Regions from separate parts of the Mus musculus genome. Here region 2 is linked to region 1. Evidence: chromatin contacts called from ENCODE Hi-C or POLR2A ChIA-PET data. All regions are on one chromosome and are shown on one strand. The core of a region is the stretch at or near the end of the contact, and the rest is flanking DNA. Distances in the headings are between cores, read along the strand shown.

What was found. A loop is a pair of places that touch in the nucleus more often than their neighbours do. ChIA-PET counts read pairs that join two places held with the same protein, here RNA polymerase II (POLR2A).
Region 2: a map of regulatory T cell shows a loop between it and region 1 (6-fold over the local background). The contact joins the promoter of Pstk here to the enhancer-like site in region 1. A Hi-C loop is called at or near these places in 1 of 37 maps with a recorded cell type or tissue (regulatory T cell). POLR2A ChIA-PET finds 5 or more read pairs at or near these places in 1 of 5 experiments (embryonic stem cell).

Annotation. Positions count from the first base shown.
Region 1 is chr7:130,646,341-130,651,373 of GRCm38, reverse strand. The region is part of intron 3 of Tacc2 (transforming, acidic coiled-coil containing protein 2); the gene reads right to left. Among named protein-coding and RNA genes, the nearest start is that of Gm39098, 2.9 kb to the right of the region's middle. Within about 2 kb of position 1,958, at least 1 of the 3 ENCODE cell types and tissues checked has a DNase peak (open chromatin) inside an H3K27ac peak, as active enhancers do.
Region 2 is chr7:131,368,541-131,373,573 of GRCm38, reverse strand. It overlaps Pstk (phosphoseryl-tRNA kinase), which reads right to left and starts at 2,428. Exons shown (of 6, transcript NM_001039534.1): 1 at 2,185-2,428; 2 at 1-38. The coding sequence starts at 2,400.

The DNA of each region.
Region 1 (5,033 bases), core at 709-3,208:
CCCTAAGAAAGGAATGGCACTTATCTCACCATGGGTCATGGCTAAGCAGGAGGTAGGTATCATATGTATACAGGAAAGTGGCCCCCAAAAAACTATATTTATAGCTGTCTCCCTAGATCTTTCTGGCTGCCTCTTTGGGCAGGCCAGAACCAACACCCTTCTAACTTGCTTGAGCTGAGAACAGGCACCCATCCCAGGAGCAATGAGCTGAAGGCCGGGCAGAAGCCTCCAGTATTTTTATGTAGACAGGAGACAACTTTGAAATGAACAAACAAATTAAGAATTTATCAGAATCACAGGTTTTCTCTGGTTCTAAAACCACACCAGCAATAAAATTACTTGGTTTTCTCCTTGTCACACAAGAAGGTTCCATCCTTAAGTGAAGTAAATACTTCTCCGAGAGACGAGAGGGCCTATTCCCTGACCCAGCAAGGAGCCGCTGGGGAAATGTTCTACGGAACTCTGAGTGATGAGCTCAGAGAAATATGAGGCAGGGTCTTGTCAGACTTCAAGGACAGACTTTGAGCAGGCAGATCACAGGACATCCTGGGAACAGAGCCTGAGATGCAGCTTTGGCTAAAAGCCCTGACTTCTCACTTGGGCCTATGCTGTCTGTCTTGGCTGGAGTCATCTCTGGATCTGATTCCTGCTCAACTCCACAGGTAAACATGCGACTCATTTAAGGAGCATCTGTCTGAAAGTTAGTTACACAAGGTTGATTGGTACTAAGTTTACTGGCCCTCTCTTGGCCCACTTCAAGGCCGAAGACACCAAGAAAAGCCTAGGATATTTTCCAAATGCCAAGAACACTGAGGCTTGAAGGCAATCACCCCAGAAAGCAATCATCTCTTCTGAAACCAAAATGTTCCCTCAAACCATGGGAGTCTCCCCAAAGCCAGCAGGACCTCACAGAGCCAGATCTGATCTTAGGGCTCTGGTACTATAAGCAGGTATGTTTAGAAAACAGACTCCTAGGCCAGGTAACTTGGGAGATGAACACAGTTCAGTCAAGTGGAAGAGGTAACATAACATGGCCTTTCCCTGTGGTGGGAAGAGGGGAGCTGGACAACCAAAAGCCACAGAAGCCTGGGGCTAAGGAAGGGCTGCGTGCACAATACCAGGAAGAGGGGAATAGATGCAACTGAACGGAACATTGTCCAGAATGTGCTCAAAACAGGTATGATTGAAGCCTCCATGCCCTCAAATCCAAGAATGGTGATCGCTTGCTTTTAAGTCTAAATGGCAGACACTGAGATGGCTCATGGATTTGGGGGGGGGGGGGGGCTACTACGGACATGACCCCAAATGAGAAGAACCAATAGGGCTGAAGACAGTGCAGAAGTCAACCAACGGAGCAACAGCTTTCTCTTTCTGTCTCTTTCTACCCAGATTTGTCCTCTGTGAGCAGAATCAGGTTCCACACACTTTATTTGGACCTCATCTAGAGAAAGCATACAGGATCCCAGCTACCTTGCTCCTAGAGAGTGAGGCCAGTCAGTAGCTTCGAATGTGTGCGGCCCCTTGCTTACACTTTACAATAATACCTAATAATAATAATAACCACAGGCTATAGCAGATACCAGGAAACATACCGCCAATAAGCAGGCACCTGTGAGGTAGAAACTACTAACACAGGGTACTGTTCCTTTGCAAAGCACTCTACAGTTTGCCAGTGTCTTCATGTATGCGGCTTCACCAACAGACCACAGCTCCATGAAGCAGAGGGGCCAGGATAACTACCCCTACTATTGACTAAAGAGAAGAGGCCCCCTAGATGGTCCATGACTCCCCCAAGGTCACACAGCTGGTAAGAGGGGAGGCAGGGCTGGTACGATTGAGTCTTTGTCTCTAAATCCTTGGCAATCTCTACACTGCCCCTCCCGCCCCAGGGGAAATGAGTCTCGAGAACTTTGCTTTCTCTTAACTGGCACGCCTGAATCCATTAGCTAGACGAGAAGCTGAAACCCTGTAACAGAGTACACAGGGGAGACGGAGAGCAGGGTGGTGCTGAGCCCCTCCCCCACGTCCAGAATGGAGCCTCCACCACCAGCAATTACTATGTTTTCTGGAGACCATTGCTCTAATTTTAGAGGCCCTGCCTGGCAAACCTTTGTTTCTCCTGAGTCTTTGTTTTCATGCCTCTCACGTCTCTCAAATTATTTCATAATCTGTTACAATGTTTTGTCATCCAAGGGAGTCGCTGTGAAAATGATTGTTCAGATTATAAACCAAGGTCTGTGACCTCACTGGGGCAGAGGCAGCAAAAGATCCATCCCCAAGCTGGGTTTCACAGACCTTGGTCACAATGGGAGAGACCCAGTGACCTGGCTGTGAGCCTTCTCTTTCTTAGATTTGCTCCTCTGGACAACCTCAGCCACTGACTCTGTCAACTTCTCAAACTTTCTGATTGTCTGTGCGCAGGTGCAGGAGTCTGCCAGACCCAACCATGATGATCCAAGGACCGTGTTCTGGGCCAAGGGACCAAATCCCAGGAAAACACACATCCATGTGCACACATGCATGCCGATGCTCTCCACTACACTCTCCTTGTCTGCTAGCCCCATCAGCATCTTGCCAATGCTCTCCGCTACACCTTCCTTGTCTTCTAGCTTCATCCACACTACAGCTTAGAACCTGGCTGCCATAGATAGGTTTGTTTCCACATCCTCCTAAAAAGTATCTTTTGAATTCCTGTGACCTTGGCAGAGTCCTCCACTTAGGCCACTACTGCTACTTGGAGTAGCAATTCCCGATTCCCGGTTGTTCAGGCCTGTCCCATGCAAAGTGCCCTTGACCCACACCCACCATGTGCCTATAGTGCACTTGGTCACCAAGGCAACCAGAAATACCCTTCTGTGTTTCTAGATATTCCTTCCAAGGGGTGCTGACCCCTATCAAAGTCTGCCCATCAGATACAGATGCACCTGTGCTCTCTCTCTCTCTCTCTCTCTCTCTCTCTCTCTCTCTCTCTCTCTCTCTCTGTCACACGCATGCACACACACACATGACCTTACAGTCTTGAAGTCATTCAACTGCCACCAACCACCCCCTCTCCAGAACCCTGCCAGTTTTTATGGAAGTAGTTCTGTAAACTAGATGCTAGATATGTCGTTTCCTCATGCAGAGTCTGTCTCCATAGAAACAACAAACAAACAACACCAATGCAATACCAAATAAAACCAGAGGCTGCCTGTGCTGTGACACCTACACAACCAGGTCAGGAGTCTGGGGTCCTGTGTTGGAGCCCCACTTTGGAATGCAATCCTAGTTGAGACCCTGCACGTCCATGCTTCTTTTTCAAATCTGTTACGGGAAACCTTGATCTTAAAGTGTCCTTTCAGTTTAAATAGTCCATGCACTGGCAACAGAGGGGAAGGACTAATTCTATCTAGGTTTCACAGAGGCCCCAAGAACTGATCTGCAGACTTCCGTAAGCAAAGATGCCTGGGTATGAATGACTGGAATATAAGCAGGCCATACTCCATGAACATACTCTGAGGCTTGAGCTAACTGTTTCTTTTAAGATGGGTCTTAAATGCTGGCTACCATATTCAACATACCATGCCACAGAGCTGTGATTAAGGGCACACGGCACTGCACCTAGCTTGGGACCTAACGTTTGAGTGGCATCAGAAGAAGGAGGTGGCCTAGAGACTGAGTCCACCCTAGTGACTGTATAAGGGGCCAGCTGCCGGATTATATCCTGCTCCAAGTCTCCTTAGAGAAAAACGCCCAGGACAGGGCTGGGCCTGTGAAGAAGAGACCCATGAAAATCCTTCCACGCGCTGGCCAGCACAGCCAGCCAGCCCTAGTCTCCCTTCCACATTCAAACTGTCAGCCCAAAAGCATAAGTTGGGACTCACCACTAAAATCTACATGTAGATCTGAATGGATGTAAACCAGCCAAAGTCATTGCTCCATATAAAAGAAAGTGTGGCCCCTTTTTAAATGTGGCCACTCTACAGGGTATCAGAGAAATGGATCGGGAGCTCTCTCTGCCTCATAAGAGAACTGTGCTTTCCTCTGGGATAAAACAAATAGGAGTCTGCCCTGGGACCCCTCATTGAACGGACTGTTCAATGGGGACCTGGGGTGATCACAGGGCACATGTAAACCCATTCAGCAAGCCCTTTCCTCTCCCCTCCGGTGTTTCTATTTCTACCAGCTACCACAAATGTCTCTCTCCATTTGACACCATAAGACAACCGTGTATCGAGTCGCCACTTTTTAAGAAAAGACCAACGCGGGACTTAAGAAAACAGCAGGTATATAGAGGCGTGTTCCTAGGCAATCACAGCACGTCTGAAGCTGCCTGTGCACAACACCCAAAGTAAGAGAACCCGGTGGCAGCCTAGCTGAGCCAAAGGACGCCTAGAGGGAAGCTCGGCTGGGTCACGTGCCGCCCTGGAGCCCAGAAGTGCGCTCGGCCCCGCTGACGTAACTGTTCGAGAATTTAAAAGTCTCAAACTCGGAGGAAATCCTGTGCAGATCTTTAAGACTCATCCACACTCATCAACATGACCGCCAAAGATGCCCCCCCCCAAGAGACCCCCCCCCCCCGGCATAACCAACACGACTAGGAAAAAGAGCCCAGTAGAGATGGCAAGAGGCAGCCTCTGGTCAGGGATAACCCCCTCCCCCGGAAACCTGGAGGACCCCAACACTCCGCCCACAGGCGCTGACTCCTGGTGGCCCACTTGGGGGAACCAGCCTCCAGACAGACGCTTGGGTCCCGCCAGTTCCCTGACAGATACACGCCGCTGCCAGCAGGGAACACAAAAATGTACTTTGCTACTTTCAGAGCCGACACAAGTCCCTCTTAGGAAAGCTGAAAGGAGCTTCGCAGCCCCTTCTAGCACGGCTTTGTCTGGCGGCCAAGGTCTTGGGGTCCTGTGTCTCCTCCCTGACCCCACGTGCGCCCGCAGTCACCACTGCGCACTTACCCGGGATGATCAGGGCTGGCCCTCAACGTAGCCGCCTTTCTCCCGGGACACAACCACCAGAGTCCCCCGGACAGGATGAGTCCTCTGAGC
Region 2 (5,033 bases), core at 1,179-3,678, 720 kb before region 1:
TTTAACAGTTCTTGTCGGAACATTTTCCACTGGGATGGCTACAAAACACAACAACAAAGAATTGAAATTTATATTAGGCATTTTTTTTTCCCAAGACAGGGAGGGTATAATCGCCCCAGCTGTTCTGAATCCACAGAGATCCACCTGCCCCTGCCTTACAAGTGCTGTGAGTAAAGGTATGCGACACCATGCCTGAATTTTGGCCAGTAGGCTCATTGTCTTGTTTTATTGCCATCCTCTTCCCATTTAAACTTGCACGCCACAATACTGAAGCACGTGCAGCTCTCAGGTGACGCCGTTCCTCATACCTTCCCGTCTTTATAGTTCCTGCACCCTTTCTCCCTGGAATATTTCCAAAGTCCCAGAGCTGTGTGAAGCGTTGTCAGACTCAATTATGTAGAAGGCAATCCAGCCCTATTCTGTCCATTGTCCCTATTCTAACAGGGCATGTATCAGCCAGGTACTTCTGTGCACCTTCATATTTCTCCCTGCCAGACCACCCGCCGCCAGCACAGAGGCTGGCTGGCACCTTACAGGTGTTCTAGAAATGTGTCCGAAATGGATGGATGGATGGGTGCGTGCATGCAGGAATATATGAGAATGAAATCCCTTTATATAGGAGACCAAAAGAGCCACAACCAAGATCCTGCTGGATTAAAACAACCTAAGCTATGCCAATGTTGGTTTGTTCTTGGAATGAAAAGGGATACCAACCAGTAAGACAAGTCCATTTGAAGGTCCTTTGGTCAAAATTTGAAGACCTCAGGCCAACAATTGGATTGTGAGATTGGGAAAGATGGCAGAAACAGAAGGAAGGAGACAAGGAGCCTGAGAATACAGGTAGTTTTGTGTTTTGAGGGATGGTGAGAGGAGAGTGGTTCTGCAGTCAAGACTGGAGGAGATACAAAAGGGCAGGAGAGGAGCCCTGCTCTTGCCCTATCTACAAAAAAGTACCCCAGATTAACCCAGAGAAGGAAATGTGTGTCACTGCCTAAAGGGTGGAGATTTTCTAACCACACTGACCAAATAAGGCCTGGGGTGGGGGGCGGGGGAGGGAGTGGAGAAAATAAAAATGCAGTAATAAAGGCGAAGGCAAGCCAATCCTCATCAGTAACCATTATCTTCCTCCAACGTGGCGGGAGTCCTACCTACAAGTTACCCAATTACAATGCTGTTGTTGTCCTCAGAGCCAAAGCAGAAGCGGCATCTTCTGATGAAGAAATACATGTTTCCCACATTCCAAATACACTGAGGCTTTGCATATACTTATCTTTGTGTGCGGGTACTCTGAATATACTTAGAAAATGTAGTCATCCTATTTGCCTTAAATTCATGTAACTTTTCTACACCTGAGCACTAAGCAACAAATGTAACAATTTAAGATGTCAGGAGATATCTGCTTTAGAGTTAAGTATGCAACTGGAGACCGGACTCTATTGCCATGTAGTCGGCTTCCAGCAGGGGTGCACCTCACTGGGGTGTAAATGCAAGGATTAAGGAGTATATACTTGGCACATACAATTCAAGCTTATCACTCCACCTGGCTGTCAACCAAGAAATCACCACGTTTTTCAATACTATTGGCAGACCAGGCCCTTGGTTTGGTAAAACTTTCCTGGAGGGACCTAGCAATTTTGTTATTTATCACTTGTATTCTTTATTCTCATGGGGAGTTCCAAAATGGTACAGAGCTACAGAGCTCCAGTCCTACAGATTCTGGTTTTAACCTTTTTTTTTTTTTTTAAAGATCCCTTTCTTTGCCTAGGTCCTAGGCGCTACGGAGAAACTACCAAGGGATTATTATCAGGGTGTATCTGCCTAGGATGTCTACCTTGTACACTAAATGTAAAACTTCACTCTGCCTTAGGACTCTTGTACGGGAGGGGTCTGGGTGATCCTTGAGCTCGGGAGTTTGAGACTAACCCAGACAACATAGCTAGGCCTTATCTTAAAGCTCCACTGCATAGAATATGCAGTATGTGAACGTACCAAATTTGGCATAAACACCTCTACAAAGCTCTGACCATATTATTCCGAAAAAGGTCTACAGAGCGGAGCTAGCCAGCTCCCCTAGCCACCGGCTCCGGTCAGGCTTCCCTTCCCACCCAGGCACTGCAGGATCCACCCACAGCCTCACCGCCTGGGCCGAGCCTGCAAACCCGTCCGCCCCCACCCGATGCTGACCCGAGGCTGTGTGCCATCGCAGTCCGGGAGCGCAAGAGGCAGCACATCGTCGTAGGAGAGGACGCCCACGGCCCAACCCCGCTCCCGCCGCAGGCGGAGGGCCAGCGCACGTGCAAAAGTCGACTTTCCGGCCGCCGGCAAGCCGCAGAGGACGCACAGTCCTAGTTTGGGCTGTCCGTCTCTGCGAGTGGCCCCACGAGCCGCCGCGGTCTTCATGCCCTTGCTGCAGTCTCCAGAAACCTTTGCGCCGGGTGCGCAGGCGCAGTGCCCCAGCACCACGCCGCGCCCTCTGGCGACGTTGAGGAGGAGCAACAAGCGAGGATGCGAGTCCAGAGAAGATGCCTTAGTCCAGGCTGCTACTCAGGTGGCCCTCTGGACCTTGTGAATAACATGTGTCAGCTGTCCCTGACCCTAGTACCCTAGGCCAGGTGTCCTTGGCGCTTCTTTTCATACTTTCTGGACACTTTAAGGGTCCCAGAGTTGGGTTTACTCCAGATGTTATCAACTTCCCTGCCCCACCTTCAAGCCATTAGGGTTTCCTGTTTGGTTTGGTTACGTTGGGCATCCTCTGTACAAAGAGAGACTAGAAACCTTTAAAGGAAGGCTTTGAAAGGTAAAGTGCGGGACATCAAATAGGCGGTGAAGCGAGGACAGCATATTTCTCTCTCTCTTTCTGGGCTTGAAGGGAGCAATGGTTGAATATTCCTGAGTCCTGGGCTGCCAGGTGGCAGCTAGTGGGAAGAAATAGGACCGGAAATGCACATCCTTATCCCCAATACATGCTGGCAGAAAACTCGGATTATAGAATTTTTTTTTTTTGTAAATATTAGCGAGCTTGGAGTTGGGGTATGATCCCAGCACTCAGAAAGGAGCTGCGCATAGGAGCATAGCAGCACACAGGAGGAGCAAGAGTTTGAGGCAAGCCTGTGCTACAGGAGACTGTGTCAAACTCTTTACCCTTCCTAAAAACACAGACTGACAGACCTCAGAGAACTACCAAATAAAAATGTGTGAGAGGGGTGTGGTATAAGAAAAATAAGCTTTTATGGTACTTTTTATTCATAAAAGATGTGTTCAAACTGTAGTCATCACTCAAGAACAAAATCAGTGCGTGCTGAAGTGAACTACAGCTGACATAAGAAGGGTGGTACATGCCTCTGGAGGGGCAGTAAGGAGAGTCATGGTAAGTTCAAGGCCAGCTTGGTCTACAAAGAGAATACAAGACCAATCAGAGCTACAGTGTGAGTGAGACCTGTTCTCAAAAGACCAAACAAAAATAAGAAGCAAAACCCAGAGGAGAATTGGCTGCTAAGTGTGGTGTGGTGCATGATGAAGTGCATAACGTTCTCTGTCTCTCTTGGTTGGAGAGGAAAAGCTCTTCCTCTCACATGGTTGCCATTGGCCCAATACAAGGGCCTATCCTAAACCATTTGCTTCTCTTCATCCTTCTCCATACCCACACAAGTTTCCTTGGTTTTTCAGGCAACAAAATCATGGCTATTTTGGGAGAATATATATGTGTATATATATATAATATATTTAATATGAAATATTATATATATATAACACATTCAACTAATTCTTAACAAATCCTTTATTCTTGAGAATTCCACACAGGTATACAATGTAATATGAATTTATTTATCCCTACTATTTTCTTCTTCTACCATGTACCATGTCAGAAGGTGTGAATAGCAAAGCTGCTTGTGCCTGTAACCCAACATTTCAGGTTGGAGACAGGTGTACCCAGAGAGCTGTGAAAACCCGGGTGAAACCCCATCTCAAGGCAACCGACAGGAATGGCTTCCCTCTGCCCTCTGTATGCACTTGTGTAACTGGACACACCCCGTCAAATGCTTGTACCATGAACATACACTATATTTCCCTACACGATGTTCAAGTTTACATCGAGGTTCACTTTTCAATTGTATATTCTTAGTTGTACTTTGAAGTGATAGCAAAACCCAAGGCTTCACATATACTCAATAATTCCATCAACTGAGCAGTAATGTCTAGAAATTATTCAGGATCAGTCTACTTGCAATCATTACAGATTTAAACATTTATTGACCCTAGATCAAGTTCATTACTTCAAAAAAAAAAACTATGAAGTTTGCTCTCCTCTTTTCCACTAAAGTAATAGAAAGCACTGTTGTCTACCCAGTTAACCTGTTTCCCTTGGTTCTTGCCTCTTCTTTACCCTCAACTTGCCAGCTTCCTCCATTTTCTCTTCAAAATACATTTCCATCTTCAGCCACCAAATTAGTTATGTTTCTCATTACCCACAAAAGGCAGTTTGAGCTTTTGTTTTGCCTCGGTGTTCAAGGGTACAGTGGGATGTGGCAGGAAAATCATGTCAGCAGAAACATGATGCCGATTGCCACATTGGATCCACTGGAAGCAGAGGAAGATGAATGCTGGTGTTCCAGTTGCTTGTTGCTTTCAATTCAGTCCAGGACCCCAGTCCATAGGTTGCCCTCATTTGGAGTCTTTCCACTTTTGTCATCCCAATTTAGAAAGCTCCTCACATAAACAAAAGAAGAAACTTAATCAGAGACTTGCCCAGAATCACATCTCATCAGTGATCATAACAGGTTGGCAATATTAACAATCACAGCCATCTCTCATTCCTGGGCTCTACAGGTTCCTAATACTATAAATGAAACCACTTCCCCTAGATATGCTCTAAAGTTTGTAATGTGTCTCAGTCTGGATAAAGCCAGTGGGTGTCCAGGATAACAGCACATATCAAATGCATTAACATTACCATGGGTATTCCCCCAGAGCAAGGAACATCTGGACCCCCACACTCATTCTACTTTTTGAACTACATTCCTGAAATTCTTCAA